Regions from separate parts of the Homo sapiens genome. Here region 1 is linked to region 2. A link is a loop called in an ENCODE intact Hi-C map of the cell type or tissue named here. Cell type or tissue: A673. All regions are shown on one strand. Each heading gives the region's core, and the rest is flanking DNA. Links, peaks and the distances in the headings are about the cores only. Region 1 has its middle 86 kb from the start of TMEM260. Region 2 has its middle 50 kb from the start of AP5M1.

The links. A loop is a pair of places that touch in the nucleus more often than their neighbours do. Peaks named below come from ENCODE experiments on the same cell type or tissue, not always from the same donor. Only the 100,000 strongest peaks of a DNase experiment are listed, where the experiment ranks them.
Region 1: a loop joins it to region 2, with 12 times the contacts of the local background. A loop is called at or near these places in 92 of 110 quality-filtered maps.

The regions. Positions count from the first base shown.
Region 1 is chr14:56,488,132-56,499,811 of GRCh38, reverse strand. No RefSeq gene overlaps it. Among named protein-coding and RNA genes, the nearest start is that of TMEM260, 86 kb to the left of the region's middle. In A673, for the core only: CTCF peaks have their summits at 8,299 (motif pointing left) and 9,218 (motif pointing left); DNase peaks (open chromatin) are centred at 8,321 and 9,221.
Region 2 is chr14:57,312,864-57,324,543 of GRCh38, reverse strand. No RefSeq gene overlaps it. Among named protein-coding and RNA genes, the nearest start is that of AP5M1, 50 kb to the right of the region's middle. In A673, for the core only: a CTCF peak has its summit at 7,118 (motif pointing right); a DNase peak (open chromatin) is centred at 7,133; H3K27ac peaks cover 1,144 bases.

The DNA.
Region 1 (11,680 bases), core at 1,888-9,887, 820 kb after region 2:
CCCTGAGGGGAGCAGCCATTCTTTTATTCCTTTATTTTCTTAATAAACTTGCTTTCAGTTTATAATATAGACTCACCCAGAATTCATTCTTGCACCAAGAACCCTCTCTTGAAGTTTGGATTGGGACCCCTTTTGGCTAGCAATGTTATATTAATTCATTTATTCCCATGATGCTTTTTCATCTCTGTCTTTCACACTGGCAGTTAGAACATAATATTGCTGGCAGGAGATAGGAAATACATGAAATGATCCTGAGAGATGATGGAGTTCAGGACACACTACCCCAAAATATGGCACTTTGACATTTGAGAAAACAGCAAAAGCAGGAAGGCTTCTCTGACCTTCTCCTGTCCTTCTCCCTTGAGGCAGAAACATGCCATAAAATAATTCTCTGATTTTCCTGTAAAGTAGGAATAAGACCCTCATTCCAGAGGTCCTCCCTATACCTGGAAGAAAGGATTGGAAATACAGAGACACAGAGATTAATCTGAAAAAACAGGCATTGCCATGTTCCCCCAGTTAATGTGACCATGAGATCACATCTTTTGTCCTCCAATCAAACTTCTACATGTTCTTAAAAATACAGTTTCCCTTGTTTCTTTGGGTCTTCATTTCTGAAGGTCTTACATTCCTGAGTCATGTAAAACTGATAACAAATAAATGTGTTATGCTTTTCTTTTGTTAATCTGTCTTTTGTTATAAGGGCCTCAACCACGAACCTTGTGATGGGTAAGGAAAAGATACTACTTTTTTTTTTTTTGAGATATAGTCTCATTCTGTCACCCAGGCTGGAGTGCAGTGGCGCAATCTCAGCTCACTGCAGCCTCCGCCTCCCGGGTTCAACAGATTCTCCCACCTCAGTCTCCCGAGTAGCTGCGAGTACAGGCACATGCCACCATGCCTGGCTAATTTTTGTATTTTTAGTTGAAACTGGGTTTCACCATGTTGGCCAGGCTTGTCTCGAACTCTTGACCTCAGATGATCTGCCCACCTCGGCCTCCCAAAGTGCTGGGATTACAGGCATGAGCCAGTGCCCCGCCTCCAAGATAATTCATTTTTATCCCCTACAGAGACAAAGCAGAACATCTTAGCCCACTCTTTTAATCATATGAATTAGATTTCAAAGTTGCCAATTTATCTTAATATAAAAATAAATGCAGGTACAGAAATTGATAAGCTGATTCTAAAATTCATAGGAAAAGCAAAGGACCCAGAAAAGCCAAAACTTTCTAGAAAAAGAACAAAGGGGACTCACACCTTCCCGAGTTCGAAACTTGCTACAAAGTTGCAGTAATTAAGACTGTGTGGTGCTGGCATAAGGCTGAGCAGATTGTGATGGTCAGTTCTATGTGTCAGCTTGGCTAGGAAATAGTCTCCTGTTACTCAATCAAACACTAATCTAGGTATTGCCGTGAAGGTATTTTGTAAATGTGACAAAATCTATAATCAGTTTACTTTAAGTAAGGAAGATTATCCTAGATAATCTGGGTGGGCCTGAATCAATCAGTTGAAAGGACTTACGAACAGAACTGAGGCTTCCCTGGAGAAGAAGAAATTCCGCTTGTGGACTGAAGCTTCAGCTTGTGCCTGAGAGTTTCAGCCTGCCCTTCTTGACAACTTTAGGCTTGTCACAATTGTATAAGCCAATTCCTTGCAATAAACCTTGTTCTCTTTCTTCCTTCCTGTATATATGTATGTGTACGTGTGTGTGTGTGTGTGCGTGTGTGTGTGTGTAAGTAATTGATTCTCTTTCCCTGACTAATATGTAGTCAACAGAATAGAATTGAGAGTAGAGTCCAAGAACAAATTCTTACATTCTTACATTTATGGTCAGTTGATTTTTGACAAGGGTGCTAAAATAATTCAATGAAGAAAGAAAGAATAGTCTTTCCAACAAATAATGCTAGGACAACTGGACATCCACATGCAAAATAATGAAGTTGTACCCCCACTTCATGCCAAATACAAAAATTATTAATATGTCAAAATGGACCAAAGACCTAAATGTAAAAGCTAAAACCATTAAAGTCTTAGGAAAAACAGGTGTAAATATTTGTGACTTGAAATTAGGCAATGGTTTCTTAGATATGACCTGGAAAGTACAAGCAACAGAACAAAAAAATAGATAATTGGATTTCATCAAAGTTAAATTTTTGAAATTTTAATCTTCAAGAAATCATCAAGAAAGTGAACAGCACAACCCACAAAATGGGAGAAAATATTTTCAAATTATATATTAATAAATGTAGTAGACTTTTATTAGGTCTACTACCAGAATATATAAAGAATGATTACAACTCAACAATAAAAGGACAAAGAACCCAATTTGAAAATGGGCAAAACATTTGAATAGACATTTCTCCAAAAAAGACATTCAAATTTTAGAGAAATGTCTATTCAAATATTTGTCAATTTTTAATCATTCTATATATATTTGGGTAGTAGACCTTGTTAATATACAATTTGCAAATACTCAAAATTTTTAGTCATTAGAGAAATGCAAATCAAAACCTCAGTAAAATACCAGTTAATATCTACTAGGATGGCTAAAATCAAAAGTCAGACAACAGTAAGTTTTGATAAGGATGTGGAGAAATTAGAATCCTCATACATTGCTGGTGAAAATATAAAATATAGCCGTCACTTTGAAAACAGTCTGGTAGTTCCTCAAAAGGTTGACTAATTCTGCTACAAGGTATATATCCAAGAAGAATGAAAACATACGTCCTCACGAAAACTTACACACAAATTTGCATAGTAGCATTATTCATAATAGCCAAATAGTGGAAACAATATAAATATTTATCAATGGATGAATGGATAAACAAAATGTGGCATAGCCATATGATGGAGTACTATTCAGCCATAAAAAGGAACGAGGTAGTGATACATGCTGCAATGTGGATAACCTTGAAATCACGCTAAGTGATAGAAGACAGACACAAAAGGCCACAAGTTGTATAATTCCATTTATACGAAATATCCAGGATAGGCAAATCCATAGGAACAGAAAGTAAATTAGTGGTTTTAGAACCTGAGGGGGAGAGGAGAATGGGGATTAATAGCTAATGGGTATGGGATTTCTTCTGGGAGTGATGAAAAACTTAACAGAATTAGATAGCAATAATGGTCACGCAAGCCAGAATATATTAAAATCCACTGAAATGTATACTTTATAGGGTAAAATTTATAGTGTGTAAATTATATCCCAATAGAAGAATAAATAGGTGATAAGTTAGAAATCTTTCAAATACATTATAGAACACATATGACCTTACTATAAGTAGGTCTTCATGCTTACAAGATTGACATGCAAAACACACAGTGTTCCCAAGCTGATATTCTGTGATGTTTCCTAGAGGCGAGGGATTTCATTATCACGAGGTTGTGGGATATGGAGCTGTCTACATATGTGCGTATACGGAGCGAAGAAATTTCCCAACTTCATTTGTGTAACATGGTTCATTTTGGTTCTAGGGTAGTGAAATCACCTGCAAATAAGGAAACTTTGAACTGATAAAACCATATAATTAAAGATCCAAGACGCAGTCACTAATCATAATGCTTTTCTGAGCAGCTACCACGTGCCAAACACTTTACATGTGTTATGTCATTTCATATTCAACATACTCCTCTGAAGTTACTGTTATTGTCATATTTCACCAATGAGCAAACTGAAGTTTAATGAGGCTAGTTAACAGGCTAACTTGTGTTGCTCTTTAGTAGAATGTGATAATGGCAGAGTCAAATCTCCAAAGCTTAGGCTCTCCCAATGAAACACTGCCTTCCCAGAGATGGCCCATGAGGGAGGGTGATCTCACTTCTACATTTGGGGAGCTGGGGTAGGCAAACAAATGGAGCTGGGGTAAATAAGGGCCTGGCTATACAGGAAGCCAGCACACACAGGTAGAAACACCAGGCAGAAGCATCTTCACTTTGAGACAGGGCACCTCTTCCTTAAGAAGTGTGTTCTTTCACAATCCCCAAATAATGAAGTTTTCTCTGTGTGTGTTTTATCCAGAAATACTATTTCTTAAGGAATTATAGCATGCAGCAAAACTCGCTGAGGTTCTCACTGATTCAGTTGGTGTTTATTAAGTGACTACTACGTGCCTGGCTCTGTGCCCAGTCTTGGGGACATAAACATGAATATGACATATATGAATAAGACTCCTCAAGGAGCCCAATCTAGTGGTGAGCAAAGATAAGAAAACAGACAGCTACAATTCAGTGTGATACATGCCAACACAGTTTGTCATGAGGCCAGAGATGGGCCTGCTTAACACTGAGAGGTAGAGCCAGGAAATGCTCATGAAGATGAGTTCAGTAGAAGCCTGAGGATGAGCAGAAATTCACTAGGAACATAGCCCTGGGTATAAGGAGAAGTTAGTTCAGAAGAGAAAAGGAGAAAAGGAGGGGGAGAAAGGCATGCACAGCAAGGGGAACACCTGCAAACAGTGATGGAGCCCATTGTGTTTCCATCCCACACCACCTGAAGACCACACTTCACAAGCCAGCAAGTCTGGGATGGCAAGGGCTTGTGACAGACACTGTGAGTTGTCTACCCAATAACTCCCTTCCCTTCTTGTTAATGGAATCCTAATTTTGTTTGTGATAACAAACAGCCCGCCCTTGGAGATGAACCGTGACTGGTCACGTCAATCCTTTTGCTCTTAGACGACACTCATTTTCCTAGCCTCCCTTAGAGCTGGGGGTGATCAGATGACCCAGTTCTGGTCCATGAAATGTAATGGGAAAAGTTTCTCCTTTCCTGAAAGAAGGGGCAGAATGGCTGGCACCACCTCTTTCCCATTCTTCTTGCCTCCACCTTAAATATGATACCTGAAATAATACCATGAAACAATAAAAACTAAAATCCAACTTACTGAGAATGAAGGACAGAAAAGACATATATAACCTATGTCCTTGATGCATGATAGAGCAGTTGTTATAACCAGAAAATCCTCCTGCATAGGACTTCTTGTCATACAATAATCTCCCATTTTCAAGCCATCATTGCTGGACATGCTGTAAGTAGTGATCAAAAGCATTTGTACATGATAGAACTTCCAGCTAAAAACAGAGAAGTAGTCCTCTCCCTATTCCTTCTTTAAAATTCCTCTATCAACAGCTTTTCTCAGTTTGGTGCATAGGTTTCATTCTTGACTGACCAGCTCTGTGGATGTCCTTCCTAATATCCATTCATTCCCAACTCTGGGGAGTTACAAAAAGAATGATGTCATTTTGCCCTGGCATATTCAGGATAATGCGGTGTCCATGGCAGCCATTATGTTGTATGAGGTCCCTGGAGCCACGACAGATAGTAAATGACTGTGGTGGAGATGGCACACGATCCTGGGGCCATGCACATGTCAGGCTGCAATTACCAGAAAGATTTCAGCTTTTGCTCCTGGCAGAGGACCTTGTTTATATTTGTCATTGGCACCATTGCTTCCATCACTGGGCCAAAAGCTTATTAGCCACTGGAAGTTGGCAGAGGTGCATGGACCAGAGCAGCTGACTGTGACATGAGGAACTGATATTCTTGCAGTCTTAACAGTGTCTCCACTGCAGCTTTCTACTGGCCAAATTTGTGAGGACCCACCTGTAACAAGGGGCAACTGGCTATCTTTAGTCATCAGCATCAAATCCATCTTCAGCCCGAAAGACAGAAATAATTTAATCCTAGACTTGGATAGATTCGGTGAGTTTTTTCTTTCATGCTCTATGTAAGAAAAACCCACAAAGAAAGCAGCCAAAAATGACTTTTACCCCTGAGTTGAGATCACCTAGATTTTATTCATCAGTGAAAGCTCCGAGAAACGACAAAGCCTTGTGAAAATACACACAGTTGTCCCTCAGTATCCACTGGGGATTAGTTCCAAGATCCCTGCAGATACCAAAATTCAGGGATGCTCTAAGTCCCTTATATAAAATGGCACAGTATTTGCACATAACTTTTACATCATCTCTAGATTACTTATAACACCTAATAAAATGTAAATGCTATGTAAATAGTTGTACTGTATTTTTATTTGTAGTATTTTTTATTGTTGTTTTGTTATTTTTAAAAAACATTTTCAACCCATAGTTGGTTTGAATTTGCAGATGCGGAACCGGCAAATGGAGAGATGACTGTATACTTTCCTCTGTGAATAATAGGGACTTACTTAATGTAAGATCATCATCTTTAGGAGATGGTGGGCTCAGTAAGGGCAGAAGCAAGGTTTTTTATTTTAGCATCTCCCCACAGGACCTAATTTGATGCTCCCTCTTTGTAACTGCATCTTGTGCTGTTTTCCTCACTCTCTCACTCATCTCTCTTGCCTCTCTCATCTCCACCTCTTGCATTTTTTCTTCTCTGGGAGGCTCCATGTCCTTTTACATGGAGATTAATTTAGTTTACCTGGGCTTCTGCAATTCTGCATCTCTACCTATTACCCTCTAAGCACAGCAAAGGCTGGCTAGCCAAGTAGTGCCAATAAGGTTTCTCCTTAGAAGATGAGGGAGGGAAAAGGTTATATTTGTACCTATATCCATATAATGCCCATAAATCATAATATCAACACATTCACTCTCCCACTTAAAAATCTTCTGTACTCTCTTTGCTTACCAAGTAAGCTCCCTTCCCTTCCCCTGATTTTCAAGGTCTTCTGTGACCAAGACCAATCTTCCCGAAAAAAGGGTTTCCCAATATTGGCACTATTGACATTTGGGGCTGGATAAGTTTTGTTGTGGCAAGCCATCCTGTGCATTGTAGGGTATTTAGCAGTATCCCTGGCTTCTACTCACCCGATGTCAATAACATACCCTCACCTAGTTATAACAACCAAAAATGTCTCCAGACATTGCCAAATGTCCCCTGGGTGGCAAAATCTCCCCTGATTGAGAACCACTGCTTTAAAGCCTTATCACCTGCTACTTCCCATACTAGGCCTGTACTCTATCTATATCGGACACACTCAGAGTGATCTTCCCTTCATACTTCTGCTTATTCTCTTTCTCTGGTTTGCGATGCCCTCCCTTTCACCACCCAACTCCATCCACCTAAAATCCTACTCAGTCTTTTATGGCCAGTCTTTACTCCATGAAATATTACCTAATTTCCTCTTAATCAAAGCTTTAGGCATTTGTCCTTTGAATTCTCAATAACGTTTTGTTGATACCTCTCATAACTTTAATTCTGCATCATTTCCATTTGACTCCATGAGTATAATAACTATTTTGTAGGTGTTCAACAAGTGAGTGTTTGCTAATGCACATACATATGTGTGTTTTTGTGGTTGAAAATTGGAACACGGGTGTAGGAGATAATGTTCTTTCACCTCCTTGAAGGAGGCCAGAGGGGGGTCATTCTCATGCCTTTTGCATCCTTCTTCCTGAGCTGCTGGTAATCTATTGTACTAGATGTGAGGATTCAATAGACCCTGCCGTACTCAACAAAATTTAAGGAAATAAGCAAAAGCTGATCTTATTTCCTTCTGTGATATGGTTTGGATTTGTATCCCCACCCAAATCTCATTTTGAATTGTAATCCCCAATGTTAGAAGAGAGGCAGGTGGGAGGTGGTTGAATCATGGGGGCGGATTTCCCCCTCGCTTTTCTTGTAATAGTGAGTGAATTCTCATGAGATCTGGTTGTTTTAAAGTGTGTAGCACCTCCCCCCAACATCTCCCTTCCTCCTGGCCACATAAGAAGAGCCTACTTCCCCTCCCCCTTCTGCCATGATTGTGAGTCTTCTGAGGCCTCCCTAGCCATGCTTCCTGTATAGCTTGTGGAACTATGAGCCAATTAAACTTATTTTCTTTATAAATTACCCAGTCTCAGGTATTTCTCCATAGCAGTGCAAGAACGGACTAATACATCCCCCAAAGCCCATGGTAGGTGCCCTAAACCATTCTCATTGTTCCTAAGTGCTGAGAAAAGTTGAGGCCACTCTCCTACTCCAGCAAAGCCCTGGAAATGCAAAGGTCCCAGCCTCATCTGACCAATCAAGATCCCATGGCCATAGGCACTCACACTGAGAAGCCTTTCTGCCACAGTAAGTCATGTCAGCAACATTAAAAACAAATTTAAGGTTTTTCTAGGGAGGCTCAAACTTTTCCTTTATAAGTCACTTGTCATCTCTGGCGACAGGACAGCTAGAAACTCATAGATTCCAGGAGAGCTTTCCAGCTGTCATGGTAACTGACCCGATGTGGCGCTGAAACTGTCCTCATAGCTAACCAACCATTACAGTGGTCCTTCGCTGGATCGGGGGGTGACCTCAGGAAATTCATTTGGAGTATTTCTCCACTGCCATCTTGAGGTCACTGGGAATAGTGCATCCTCCTTCCTTTTGTCATTGAACAGACATGGGCCTGAGGGATTTGCATGCTCTCTCTGCCTCCCATGACAGGTGCTGCAGCAGGCTCAAGAAACAGCATTGCCCTTATCACTGGAGCTTAGTCACTCTCGCTGTTCTTACCACGAGGCAGACCTGTCAGCAGGAACATGGATGTCTTAGCACTCAATGACATATCCTAGACACACCATGCTGCTTACTTTAAAAGAAAAGCTTAGGAAAGAAATGGAATTATAAAAATAAAAAAAAAGAAAATCTCTTTCAGAATCCCTACTCCCATGAGATGTCCAGGGTTCGAACTTTAAAAAGCAAAAATAAGAATAGTGGCCAAGAAATACATTTTTGTGTATGTGTGTAAAAGATGGATAAAATAAGGCATTGTTTAATTTCCTTCTGACTTCCCAAACAATTTCATATCATGGACATGAATGCTTTCTCATTTTATATGAGTTTTTTTTTAACCTGAATAATACAGAGTCTATTTAAAACTATTTTACCACTTATAACCCTGGAAAAAACTTCTTTCTCCTGGGCAGTGCCTGGTGGTTGGTTTGAAAAGCTAGTGGCTCCTTTTCAGAGTGTTTTTCTTAAATAAATGTCTGTCACATTAATGATTAAAATCAATTAAGCTCAATCATACACCTGAATCTAGCTAGAAGAGAATAATTCAAATGTTCCTAGCATAAAGAATAAATATTTAAAGTGATGGATATCCCAATTACCCTGATTTGATCTTTACACATTATAAGAATGTATCAAATTATCACATGTACCCTCGAAATATGTACACCTCATATATATAAATTTTAAAAATCAATTAAGTTCCTTTTGGAAGAAAGGGACACTGATTTCCTCATTCTAATTAGGTGATGTATTGCCCTCTAGCGGCATGATATGATAAATAGTGATATAAATCCAATGCAGGATGAATTTGCCTCCATTCATTCAGTGGGTTATTGAACAGCTACTCTGTGCCATGTACAGCTCTGGGCTCTGCCCGGGTACAGCAGCAAAGAAGATAAGCCAGTGTCTTCACTTCAAGGAGCATATATTCTAATGGGGGGATACAGAAAATTAAAACTTAAATAAGAAAAATCTTAGTGATATATGCCCTGGAGAGAATTAAAATAGAGTTATGTGGAAGACAGTGGTTGAGTAGATACTTTAGATTGAGCCATCTAGGATGTCCTCCCTATGAAGATGATATTTACCCTTAGATATGAATGCCAAGGTAGCTAGCCAAGACGAAGATCAGGAGTAGGAACATTTTAGGCAGAAGAAACAGCTAGAGCAAGAAGTTTAAGACAGAAATGAGAGGTGTTCAAGGAACAGAAAGATGGTCAGAGCTGCTGAAGCTTGGTAGATGGGAGAATGGCATAAGATGAGTTTGGAAAGGACAGATGATGGCCAGATCATACACGGCCTTGGAAAACCAAAGAGAATAATCTTTGAAGATATCAAGCAGGGGAATTACACTATTTGATTCACATTCTTTAAAAACTCTGGTTACTATGTGGAGAACAAATCCTTTGTGGAGAACAGAGGAGGCTGCTATAGTAATCCTCCAGGAGAAATGATGGCGGCTCGGCCCAGCATGACATTGATGGGAATGAAGATGGTTGACACATTTAGATATGTTTTAAAGGTAGTATCAGTGGGATTTGTTCATGGCTTGGTATAGGTAGTGAGGGAAAGAGAGGACTTGAGAATGACACCTTGATTTTTAATTGACTAACAGAATGGAAGAAAATGATATATACCAAGATGAGAAATATTGCTTGAGGGTTGTGTTTGGGAAGCAAATCAGGTCATGGCCTTCATAATTAGGATACAAAATACAGAACAACTTTTTTTTTTTTTTTTGAGATGGAGTCTCGCTCTGTCACCAGGCTGGAGAGCAGTGGCTCAATCTCAGCTCACTGCAACCTCCCCTCCCTAGCTGAAGTGATTCCCCTGCCTCAGCCTCTCGAGTAGCTGGGACTACAGGCGCCCACCACCACGCCCAGCTAATTTGTGTGTGTGTGTGTGTGTGTGTGTGTGTGTGTGTGTGTTTTAGTAGAGACGGGCTTTCACCATGTTGGCCAGGATGGTCTCAATCTCTTGACTCATGATCTGCCTGCCTCGGCCTCCCAAAGTGCTGGGATTACGGGCATGAGCCACCGAGCCCGGCCAGAACAACTTTTTAAAGAATGTGTTAAACAAAGATGATGAGCCAATAAATATAAATATTCACATTTCAAGGGGTCCAAGAGAGCTATAGAGTTTATCAAAGGAAATCAGGAAGAAGAGTTCTCAGATTGCAGTATAAGGCACCCTGAACAACCAGGAAAGAGAATTTAGCACTATGGAGATAAGAGCCAGTGGCTTTGAAACCTTCTAGAGCTGTTTATCTCCCAGTTTCTTCTCTGTATTTTGGGAAATGACATTATATACCACATGAGAAGGTTGCAAGAGTCACAGGACATTAGAAGTGAAAAATCTTGGAGGAAAAATGAGCCCAACTCCCCTTAAACCCTTCTTTTCCAAATAAAGTGGTGGAGCTCAGACCCCAGGGAGTAGAAGGGATACCAGCATTCATGGCCCTCCTGCAATATACCAGACACAATATGAAGAACATCACATGCCTTACCCCATCATGTCTTTGAACAATCTTGCAAAGTGTGCATAAATTTCCATTTCTAGCCAAGAAAACACAGGCTCTGGGAAGCCCAAGGCCCTACAAATGGCTACTGGAAGAGATGGGATGAGAACTCTCATGTTCCAGTGCTCTACAATCCATGTAATGCCATGCTAAAGAAGATTTTTGAAAATGTGAGGAGGGAAATGAAACTAATTTGGGTAAATCTTTTTAGAGTTTAATATTCTATCCTTTCACCTATACATGTTGGGGCAAGCCAGATTGCAATTCTTCTATGAAGCAGCCAAGCAAACTCTCCCAGCTAAACTTGGGGATGATGACGATGATGATCATGATGATGATGATGATGTAGCTGCCATTCACTAAGTGTTTTCTATGTTCTAGTGTTCCAGATACATTCATTTGCTTAAAGACAACAAACCTGCAATCTACCATCTCTATTTTCTAGATGAAACTAAGACATAGGTTAAATTATTTGCCCAAGGTCATATCACTACTCTGCCCAGTGAAAAACCTTGATGTGGACTCAGGCATATCTTCTTTCTCTGCCCATGTAGCCCTTTTAACAGCTTCTCTTCTCTGGAGTCGTAGTGCCATGGCCCACACAGGCATGTCCTCATTTGCAGCCCTGGGGATACAAAGAGTGGGACCATAGCTGGGGTGACCTTTGGGCCACAATTAAGTATCACACATAGTAT
Region 2 (11,680 bases), core at 2,463-10,462:
CCATACATAGTCTCCATTCCTAAGATCATCCATGATCAAAGGTGGTTGTTCTACCTCCAACTACCACATCCACATAGCAGAATAAAAGAAGTAAAAAACGTCTGAGTGTGGTGGCTCACACCTGTAATGCCAGTGCTTTGGGAGACCAAAGCAGGAGGATCACTTGAGGCCAGGAGTTCAAGACCAGTTTGGGAAAAAGCAAGACAATATCTCTATAAGAAATACAATAAAAATTAGCCAGGTGCATGCCTGCAGTCCCAGCTACACAGGAGGCTGAGGAGGAGGATTGCTTGAGCCCAAGACTTCATGGCTGCAGTGAGCCTTGATCATGCCACTGCACTCCAGCCTGGACAACAACATGAGACCCTGTCAGAGGAAAAAAAAAAAAGTAGGTAAGAAGCACCTGTCAGCTGTCAATAGGGAAGATTCTCAGAAGCTGCCACACTACAGTTCTGCTTTTATCTCATTAGCCAGAACTTATCAGGCCACATGGGCAACAGAAGAGGCTGAGTAATGCATTCTTTATTCTGGATGTCCATATACCCCGCTAAACTTTCTCTGCTACTGTGGAATAGGTGGAACATGTATAGTGGGAACCACAAGCTGTCACTGCCACATTCTTGCATGTCTCAAGAAGCTACTGGCAGGCTTCCCCTTTTTGCCTTATTGGCCAGAAAAGTATTGCATGCCCGCGCCTAAGCCAACCATGACAAGGGAATGGTAGGTACCATCATGATTAGCTTACATCAATCAAGACTCCCAATCTAAGCTTGGAGTTGGGACTAGCCTCTCCTGAAGGATATGACTTCCAGTAAAAGAGCAGGTACCTGGGTGAAGTCAGAATTCTTAGGAAGAAATAAAGGACATAGAAAAAACAGGAAAGAAGAAGGAGGGGTGTAGAGTGGATTTGGTAGGCACGGTCACTGCATACCCTCTATATGGAGTCCCTGATTTCATGAAGTGCAATTGAAGTGTTTACCTGTGATGCTCCTGTTACTGTCCCATCTCTCCACACTACCAGAATCAATAGTGGATTTATTGTGTTTATGTGTGTGAAGACGAGAAAAGAGAAGTGGAAGAAGCCCAATAAAATGCAGTTACTGCTAGTGGCTCCCCCAGTATGCACTCTTTCCTCCCATCTAAAAGCTCATTTGAGTTAAGTTCTGAATATTGAAATTATTTGTATTCAAAAGTATTGATTAGAGAAGTTTCCCAGGAAAAAATATAACTGTTCCTTACCTAAGGTTGACTAGGAAGAGTCTTGAAGAGTACAAAACAGAAAAAACCAACTGGCATTTTAAATTGAGGGTGTTATGATTAGTAACATACACTCTTTTTTTTTTTTTTTTTTTTTTTTTTTTTTTTTTGCCACACATAAACTTTTTGGGAAGAAGGAAGCCAGTATAGGAAAAAGGATAAAAAATATATAGATGGAGGAAAATGGCGATGAACGAAAATAGGTGAAAGAGAAACAGTAACAGGGCATATGTGTGAGAGGGAGGGAAGGAGCCGTGTGCTTTTGTCATCATTATGTTGCTATGGTAATGAAGCAAAATTGGGCTGATATTGCTCTATGGGTTTGCTTTGAATGAGAGGCCAAATATGTGCAAGCATAATGGCAGATTAACTCTTTAGTAAACCAAAGGGACAATTTAATTGTACTTCATCTAATAATTCAATGTAATTTTTAAAGAACTCTCACATTCCGTTGAAATAAGACCCAAAGAAGACTCTGAAGACAAATAATAATTTTGAAGTTTCTTTTTGTGAATTAGCAGTGAATGAAAACTTTTGAATTATAAAGTACATATTCAGTGCAGAAAAAAATGTAAATATATAAAAGAACAAAGCCAATGATGAAAAAGACACCAGATTCTGTCTGTTAACTTTTCGATGTGTAGCTCTTTAGTCTTTTCATGTATGTGTTTTCACCAATTGAGATCCCTCTTTATTATTGTATGTTGTACGTTTAGGCTGATTCCAGTTTTTCACTGTTATAAATAAGATTGTTTTTCTTTTTTTTAAGAGAGCATCAATTGCTCAAAATAGATTTAAAGGAAAAAATGTTACATACTTTTGATTAGACCTAGAGCTATTCTTGACACATGGTAGCCATTGGACAAATAGGAATTATTATGATTACTGACAACCACACATATGTGCAGCAAAGTCAATAACTATTTTGTTGACTATCCATTGGGGTTGCCATTCAAATATTACAGAAGTTGCCCTGTAGGTGTCACATTCAGGTATATGGCTGGAGGGTTTAGCAAGCCTTGTCCCAGAGGGTTTCACAAGGTGGAATTTACTTTTCTATGGCTTTCAAACCTTAAGAGTTTGCAGAATGTGTATCCATCTACATAGGATTTGGAGATGGCAACTCACATAACTAAACCCAGTAGAGAAGGCTGAATTAATACAAATTTATTAATTGGCAATATGATATATAACTGCCAGGAAGATGGTGCATTTCCATCTGTACAACCAATATATCCTCTTCTGTAGTCAAACAGCTAGCAAGAAAATCAGAAGTTTACAAACAGACAGAATCAGAGATGATTTAAATGTGTAGGCAGCCTTGTCATTCAGATAGGTTACTCTCTTTCCAGGACAGTTCATACAGTCCATCTCCAGTCTTGGTACCATATAATTAGCTACAGAAGATTTTCCTTTCTAAACACCCTTTCCAGGTCATCTTGATTGGAATTGTGTGGGTTCCAATTGTAAGGGTTTATGTTACATATTTGTAAATGACATCTTGGTTTACTTCCTCAGATGGCTGTTCACGTTCATTATATGGGGATACTGATACTTTCTCCAGGGGTAACTGGGTACATTTATTTCTCTTTATCATCATATTTATCAATGATCCCTGTTGGGTTGGCATTTCAGCAGACAGCTAAAAGGTTTAAGTATTTTATTATTAAAATATTTAGAGAATAATTAAAAAAAAATAGAGATGGGCTCTCACCATCTTGCCCAGGTTGGTCTTGAACTCCTGAGCTCAAGCGATCCTCCTGCCTCAGCTTCCCAAAGTGCTCTGGGATTACAGGCATAAGCCACCATCCCCAGCCTAGAATCAAATTTTAAAGGCTACAGACATACTCTGAAAATACCATTTGCTTAACAAATATTCACTGAGTACTTACTGAAAAAATAAAAGGAGTAACTCATCAAGTCTAGCAACTGTGAGACTTGTCTAATGGCTCAGAGAAGCTGCCATTTTAAAATTGTGATCTTCCCTGGCAGCTTCTGAATTTTCTAAAGGGAGAGGATTTGGCCCAGGAATCCAATCTCGGGCCACTTTAAAACATACTTGGTGGTGGCTCATGCCTGTAATCCCAGCACTTTGAGAGGCCAAGGCAGGTGGATCACCTGAGGTCAGGAGTTTGAGAGCAGCCTGGCCAACATGGTGAAACCCCATCTCTACTAAAAATACAAAAAATTAGGTGGGTGTGGTGGCACATGCCTGTAATCCCAGCTACTCAGGAGGCTGAGGTACGAGAATCACTTGAACCCGGGAGGTGGAGGTTGCAGTGAGCCGAGATCACACCATTGCACTCCAGCCTGGGCAATAAGAAAGAAACTCCATCTCAGAAAAACAAAAAACAAAACCCATACCTGGTTTGGGACAATGCAGAGGTAGTTGTGTGGAAGTGAGTGGAGCATCATCTAAACTCTGGTTTTTTGGGGGAGGATGTGTTAGGGACTGTGTGAATATTGAGGTCTGAGTCTAAGAGATCATTCAGTGTGATCAGGATGAGTGTCTCCTATGCGTTTCTATGTGATTCTTCTATGTGATTCTAGATGGTATCACAATAAGACCAAATATGATTCCCTTCTCCAGATAGGGAAGAAAGTAGAGCTGGAAGGAGCCTGGTGGGCTGAGAAAATGAGCAGCAACCTGCAAACTGGAGTCTGGATGAAGTTGAAGATTAGGTAAAGTGTGAGTATGAGATTGGGAGTTTAGGAGACAGCGCAAGATGACAGAAGGCTGTGTTTAGATCTGCAAGAACAGTGGAGGAGGTCCAGAATGATACATTTTCATGATGTGGTCATGAGAATGAGTTCTTATTCAGAAGCTAATGGATGGTATGAAGGGTGTTGGGAATATTTGTTGCTTTTCTCTAAACTCTTTTATCCTCCAGAAGCCCTAAAGAGACCTTCATCTGAATGTCTCATTAATCCCCGGCCCAGGCAGAATTCTGCATCTTTCTCCACCCAGTCCGATCTCCATCCTGCATTGCTGGTCCCAGCACCAGCCATCCAAGCCAGAAATCTGAAAGTAAGTCATCCTCAACATCTCCCTCTCCCTCACTCAAACACAATCAATCACTGAACATGTTAATTCTATTTTATAAACATTTTGCAATTTCTTTTCCAACTCTCTATTTCCACTGCTGTGGCCTTGGTACAGATAATTATCACAAGCTCTACCACTCTGCTCTTCTCGCCAACAGTCTTCAAAACCTCCAGTCTATTCTGTGCTGTCCCCACCCCCATGCTGGGTAGAATGAGCTTTTTCCTTCAGTACTTCAGCCTCCACTCCCACTCCCTCTGCAGGAGCTTCTCTGGACACACCCTGCTGTCAAGCCACACTGAACTACTTGAAGTTGCCAGAATCTTCTACATTTCTCCCTGGTCCAGTCTTTAGTTCAAAGACTGCTCCCTTTGCCTAAAATGCCCCTCCTTTCTTTTTTCTTCCTGGCTAACACCTGTTCGTGCTTTAAGGTCAGGCTTGTGGTTGCCTCTTCCAAGCATTCCTTAGTGACAGCTTTCACCCTTTCCTCCCTGCTTGAGATCCTCCAGACATGCTCCCCAGTACTCTAGCATATGCTAGTAGAGAACTACCTGCCCTGTATTGTGAATACAGATAGATTTGTCTTTCTTCCCCATTAAGTTGTGAGTTCGTTGAGAGAAGACAGTGAGTCTTATTCAAATTTGTATTATATTGCCTGGTTTGAAGTCTGACACATACTAGACCCTTAATAAACACCCACGGAAGGATAAATGAATGAGTGAATCCAGGGAAGATCCATCATAACTATAGTTCTTTGATCCTGTGAAGCCTCTCCCTTTTTGCACCATGATCATTTTATGAAGCACTGTTATACACTGTTAGATCATGTCTTGTCTGAACACTAAATCCTCATTAAAACTTCTTTGTCATCAAAGACTGAGACGGAAATGTAGTCAAGTGTCTTCATCTTTATAGATGAAGAAACAAAGGCACAGAGCAGTGGAATGACATGCAGGGGCACATAGTGGGGCCAAACTGGGACAGGATTCTGGGCCCCTGTGTCCTGACTCCCTGCTTTTTCCAACTACTACGTGGCTGCCCCTCAAATACCTGTAATTGCAAATACTTTTGATTGTGTTTCTTTGAGGAATGCATAAGCTGCTTTTTCTTTTTATGGGGTCTCACTCTGTCACTCAGGCTAGAGTACAGTGGCATGATCTCAGCTCACTGTAACCTCTGCCTCCTGGGTTCAAGCGGTCCTCCCACCTCAGCTTCCTGAGTAGCTGGGACCACCGGTGCATGCCACCATTCCCGGCTAATTTTTTGTATTTTTGCTAGAGATGGGGTTTTGCCGTGTTGCCCAGGCTGGTCTTGAACTCTGAGCTCAAGTGATCCGCTTGCCTCAGCCTCCCAAAGTGTTGGGATTACAGGCATGGACCACTGCGCCTGGACCATGATGTGCTTCTAACCTCAGGAAACAAACATTCCCACCTGTAGACAACTTTGAGTAGATGTTTAACCTTTCTCTGAAATGATTTTACTCTGTATTTCAAGCAAGAGGGTTAAAAACAGAGTGCCTTCCAATTTGGCTGCTTCTGGCCTCCTCTGTGCACTCTAAAACTTTCGAGGAAGGAAAAGAAAGCTTCTCCTTTCACTTGGCTAGGAGAATGAACATGGTCTGAGATCGGATTGCCTTCATTGGGTACTATGCCTCCTTGGTGTGTTTTTATAAAAATCATTCACATGAAAGTCACAAAACTAAAGCATTTGGTGCTGGAGGTGGGTGGTGGGTGTTCATAAAGTAAAATGCAAAGCTCAGAGCTGTTCCCATCTTTTTTCATAGTAATATGGATTGCTCTTCAAGCCCAATTTGGTTTTCAGGCTTGCTTCTATTTTCCTCTTCCATTCTCTCTACTGATCTGCAACATCTGTTAAAAAATGATCCCCCCTGATTTTTTTCTTCAGTTTATTTCTCTGATCACTGTGCTTACTCTTGTGGCATGTACACGTTTAGCAAGTCAGCGTGACTGAGGTTTCCTTTAGTTATAGGGCATAACCCAGTTTAGATATTTGCTTTATTTAATTGCTGCATTCAAAACACTGTTGGGCATTTCATATTAGTATTTTTTTCAGTCTAAAGATCACCTATGCTTATATTAATATTTTAAAGAGGGTGTTTTGTAGATATGGCTAGTCTGTTTGTCAGATGACTGCCTTTTATCATCCCTCAGAAGTTTTCATATTTCTTCTTGTAAGTGATTGTTAAGGATGTGTACTCACCCAAACAATATCATAGAAAAAAGCCAGAAACCTGAACACTGGAAGGTAAACTGATGGCAAAGACTTTCCATTTTACTGAGGCTTCTAAACTGCTATGTTCCACTTTGAATCATAGTTGCACCTTGTGTGTATATGGTATGTGTGTGTATGTGTGTATTTGCATGTATTAATATTTGTATATAAATGTGTAAGTATAGCCACCATGCATGCTTGTTGGGGTATCAGAACAAAGCACCCTCAGAAATATATAATCTACTAAGAAAAGAAACAATTTTGAGCACTGTGGGGAAATTCCAAGGAAGTCTAATCAAGATCACTGTATGACCAGATATCTCTTTTTTTTTAATGTCAGGTATTTATCACAGAATTTTAGCCTTCTTAAATAAAAAGACATACCAAATATTTACTAATAAAACATTCTGAATCAATTTCTGGCCCACTTACAGTTGAGGGAATAATGAAAGTTCTAGGTGATGAACCTGAAGTTTGTGGTTATGCAATAGAAAAGAAATGATTCTAGGACTGATGATGCACTTGAATTCCATGGTGGCTCCACCTGCCAGCCTCACAGATTCCCTTCCCCGGACTCAAGCTTCCGGTAGGGGGTGCTGTTGTCTAATATAAGGCCTATACTTTGCAAGAGAATTTGGTTATTACTTCAGGTCATTTCTAATCTTTACCGTTTCCCAAGATTTCATGTGTTTAAATTGATATTGGCTATTTCCTGTTAAGTTTACTGTGAATTTAATCTTATGCTACTGTTTAATACATTAAAGTGCCATTTTGGTTGCTGCCACTGCACTGATTAGCATTAAATTTCCCCAGAATGTGTTCTGAATATCAGTGAGCTTGTTCAGGAAAATGAATAATAATTTTATTGTTTTTAAAACAATGAAATATTTGATTACTTTGTAAAAATTCATGAAGTGAACTTTGATGAGGCTTGGGAATCAAACTAAGACTTTTAGAGGAATTGAACATACAAGTTTTGCCTTTAAAATTTTATTTTTCTGCTGGTGGAGATGTGTTATATTTGCATTTTTGAGCCTGAATAATTTTAATTCCATTTTTATTGTACAAACCCAAGAGGAACATTTGCTTTGTTTTCACTGATTAGTTATACAATTATTCTCTTCAGATATTACATGAACCATGAACCATAATATTATATTTCTTGTTAATACATTTTGGCAAAAGTATTTACATGACAACACAATACATAAATGTAATGACTTTCTCAAATGAGTACATTGTTGCCATGAAGCAATCACCTTTATTTTAATACAAGTAAAATTCATTAAAATTTTTCTCAATTAGCAAAGTGACTTTTCCAAATGAACTAGCGAAGGAAAAACATTTCTTGTTTTATCCTAGCTCAGCTGATTTGCTTTTTATTGCCAGATGTCTGTTTGGGAAGGAGAGGAAAAAAGAGGAGTGTTTAATTTTAATAAACTCGATGCAATGCTGACTTCTAGGGGATTAGGTATGGTTCTGATACACTTAGTTCCCTTTCAGTTAGTTTCAAAGTAAAAGTTAAATTTGAAAGCAAAAGCCTTTGAAGCAAAGATACTACTTTCAAGACTCTCTCATGTTGAAAGTTAAAACTTGGAGAACCAAATGAACAAATCCTTTGAATTCCAAACTTAATTTAAACAAAAGAATATTTTATTTTTCTCCTCTCACTAAAATGTTTAAATCCCATCATAAGTCTAATAACCAGATTATGTCATTTGACACAGACAGTTGAGTTGAGCCCTGTATCTGTAAATGCAAATGTAGCTTTTTGGGAAAAAATATAATTAACTTTGAATTTGCATTTACATAGCATAGATTTCAGATTAATTTAACTTAACTGCTCCTTATGAAGTAATTGTTTAGGCCTAGTTTTGGTCATTCATTTTATGTGTAGAATGAAGATATCTTTTTTTTCCTTAAGTTAAAAAATAAATGACAATACCTGTGTACCGACTGAATGACTCAGAGTATCGAATTTGTAAAGTATGTTAGATTTTTTTTTTTTTTTTTTTGAGACAAGGTCTTGCTTTGTCATCCAGGTTGGAGTGCAATGGTGCGATCTCAGCCCACCGCAACCTCTGCCTCCTAGGTTCAAGCGACTCTCCTGCCTCTTCTCAAGTAGCTGGGACTAAAGACGCCTGCCACCATGCCTGGCAAATTTTTGTATTTTTAGTAGAGGGTTTTGCCATGTTGGTCAGGCTGGTCTATTAGATATTCTTAATAAAAATGTGAAGTCTAAGAATATTAATTATCCTATAAGTTTATGTGGCCCTTGCCTTTAAGATACTTAGCAACACAGAATCTAATTCTTAGAATACCTGATTAGCATTCTTCGGATGGATTGTTAAGTTGCCAGTTAAATAATATTTCTAAGGGAATAAGGTTAAGAATGAAAATTTCAACTTCTAGTAATGTTTACCTAGGATAAGTGACAATTAATATTGTCTCTGTCTTGTAGGAAGCTAGATTAAGATGTTAAAATAAATTATACATTAATCATGAAGAAAGAAATCAATATATTTCTCCTTCCCCGATCTTCCAAATAGCTCTTAACTTTACAGAAAGAGTCAAGCCGTAAAAAAATAACAGCAATAAAGAAGAGGCACATGATAGACTCCAGTTAAAGGAGCCAGGCTCCATAGAAAAATGACTGATCATAGAGCTGATGCAGGGAATATACACCATGAACCTAGAGCATCTTGTAAAACCAGAGGGTAAGAAAGTGCTCAAAGCACAAAAACAGACAAAAAAAATGAGGCATGTCAGAGGAACACAGTAGCCAAACTAAAGCTGCCAGTGGACAAACCTGGAATAACTTGGGCAACAAAATAAATAAGGTAGTATTAAATTATAACCCAAAGTATAAAATAAATATTCATGAGTCAAAGCTTGAATAAACAAACAAATAGGAGAAGCTCAACACCACCCCTCAAGTAGGTAGAGTTTAACACTCCAACCCTTGAGTTTGAGCTGTGCTTGGTGACTTACTTGTGAAAAGCAGAATGTGGAAAGTGGAAATAAGTAACTACAGCGGAGAAATGTATCATCTGGCTCCAACACATCATCAGTGAAAAGTCATATTGATAGCATGTTCTCTTGATATGATGAGAATGGCACTTTACCTTCATTGTCTTCCTCCCAAATACTCATAACCCCAGTCTAACTGACATGGTTTGGCTCTGTGTCCCCACCCAAATCTCATGCTGAATTGTAATCTCCAGTGCTGGAGGTAGGGCCTGGTGGGAGGTGATTGGATCATTGGGGTGATTTCTAATGGTTTAGCACCATCCCCCTCATGCTGTCTCATGATAGAGTTCTCATGAGATCTGGTTGTTCAAAAGTGTGTGGCACCTCCCCGCTTCTCTCTTCCTCCTGCCCCAGCCACGTAAGACGTGCCTGCTTCCCCTTCACCTTCCGCCATGATCGTTAAGTTTCCTGTGGCCTCCCCAGCCACACTTCCTGTACAGCCTGGGGAACTCTGAGCCAATTAAACCTCTTTTCTTATAAATCACCCAATCTCGGGTATTTCATTATAGCAGTGTGAGAATGGAATAACACACTAACCATGATTAAAAAAAAAATAGACAAACCCAAATTGAAAGACATTCTACAAAACATCTAACCAGGAGAATGTGAGAAATTGTCATAGACAGAGGAGGTTAAAAAGACATGATGACTATATATAATGTGATATCCTGGAAATATGACCCTGGAATAGAAAAAAAAATTAGTGAAACTGAAGAAACTGTGGAATTTCGTTAATAGTAATGTACTGGTGTTGGCTCCCTAGTTGTGACAAATGAGCCAGGAGAAACTGGGTGAGGGGTATAATAAGAGAACTCTGTACTGTTATTGCAACTTTTCTGAGTCAAAAACGATTCTAAAATTTAAAAATTTGTTTAAAAAAGAAAAGGTATTTAATATTTCATTTCTGTTACATAGATCTTGATAGGTTTGGGGGGAAATTGGAGATGGAGGATAGGAAAATATGACACAAGAACTAATTCTGTCTCCAAAAAGCATACATGATTTGTGAAAAATGCCTCCCCGCCACACCCACTCCCAAAGCTTTCCACCCTTCTGGATATTAGTGATCATATTGTAAATTGGGTTTGAAGAAGTCCATGTTTTGTATTAAGCTAATGGTTAATGTGATGGATTTGCCTGATCTAGCATAGGCTGGAACTGTGATTCTGATACAACCTGGACTGGCACCTGTAATTACTGTTGTGCTGGGGATTACCTTTGCCTCTCAAATGTGTAGGCTCCATCCCCACTCTATTGGTCTATTGAATTCTAAGTTTTTTTTTTTAACTGGCTTTCTCTCTCTCTCTCTTTTTTTTTTAATGGAGGACCTCCTTTAGAAGTTTCATTGAAAAGAATACATAGGGAAGAAAATTTTGGAGAACTTGAATCTCTAAATGTCTCATTTAAGTGATATTTTGATTGGGCCTAGAATTCTAGAATATAAATTATTTTCCCTCAGAATTTTGTAGCATTATTCAACTTTCTTCTAGTTTTCTGTGCTCTCTTAAGAAGTCTGATCCAATGCTGAATCTTGATTGTTGATGTCTAACGTTTTCTCCCTTTAGAAACTTTGTGGATCTTCTCATTGTTCTCTGAGTTCTGAAATTCAAAATTATGAGCCACGTATAAGTCTGTTTTTATTTATTGGACTGGACACATACCAGGCCCGTTGAGTGCAGAAAGTCATGTTCTTAATCAACTTTGGAAAATTCTCATGACCGTTTTCTGTTGGTGATTTCTACCTTTCCCCTTTCCATTTTCCCTGTTATCCCATTATTCAGATGTTGAATCTCCTGTATTTCTCCTCTGGTTTTTAAATAAATACTCTTATGTTTTCTATTTGTCCTGACCTGAGGGTCTCCTGACCTTGGGTGACTCACCTGCCTCGGCCTCGCAAAGTGCTGGGATTACTGGCATGAGCCACTGCGTGAGGGTGCCTCTTGTGTTTTTTTTTTTTTTTTTTTTTTTTAAAGAAAAACACCCTTTCCTGTTATTTTTGTGTGTTTTGTTAAGGCTGACAGAAGACATGCACATGTTCAACCTGTCATCTTTAGATAGTGATCCAATATGTCTTTATAGAGGGCCTACCATGGACTGGACTGTGCTAGGAACAATGGG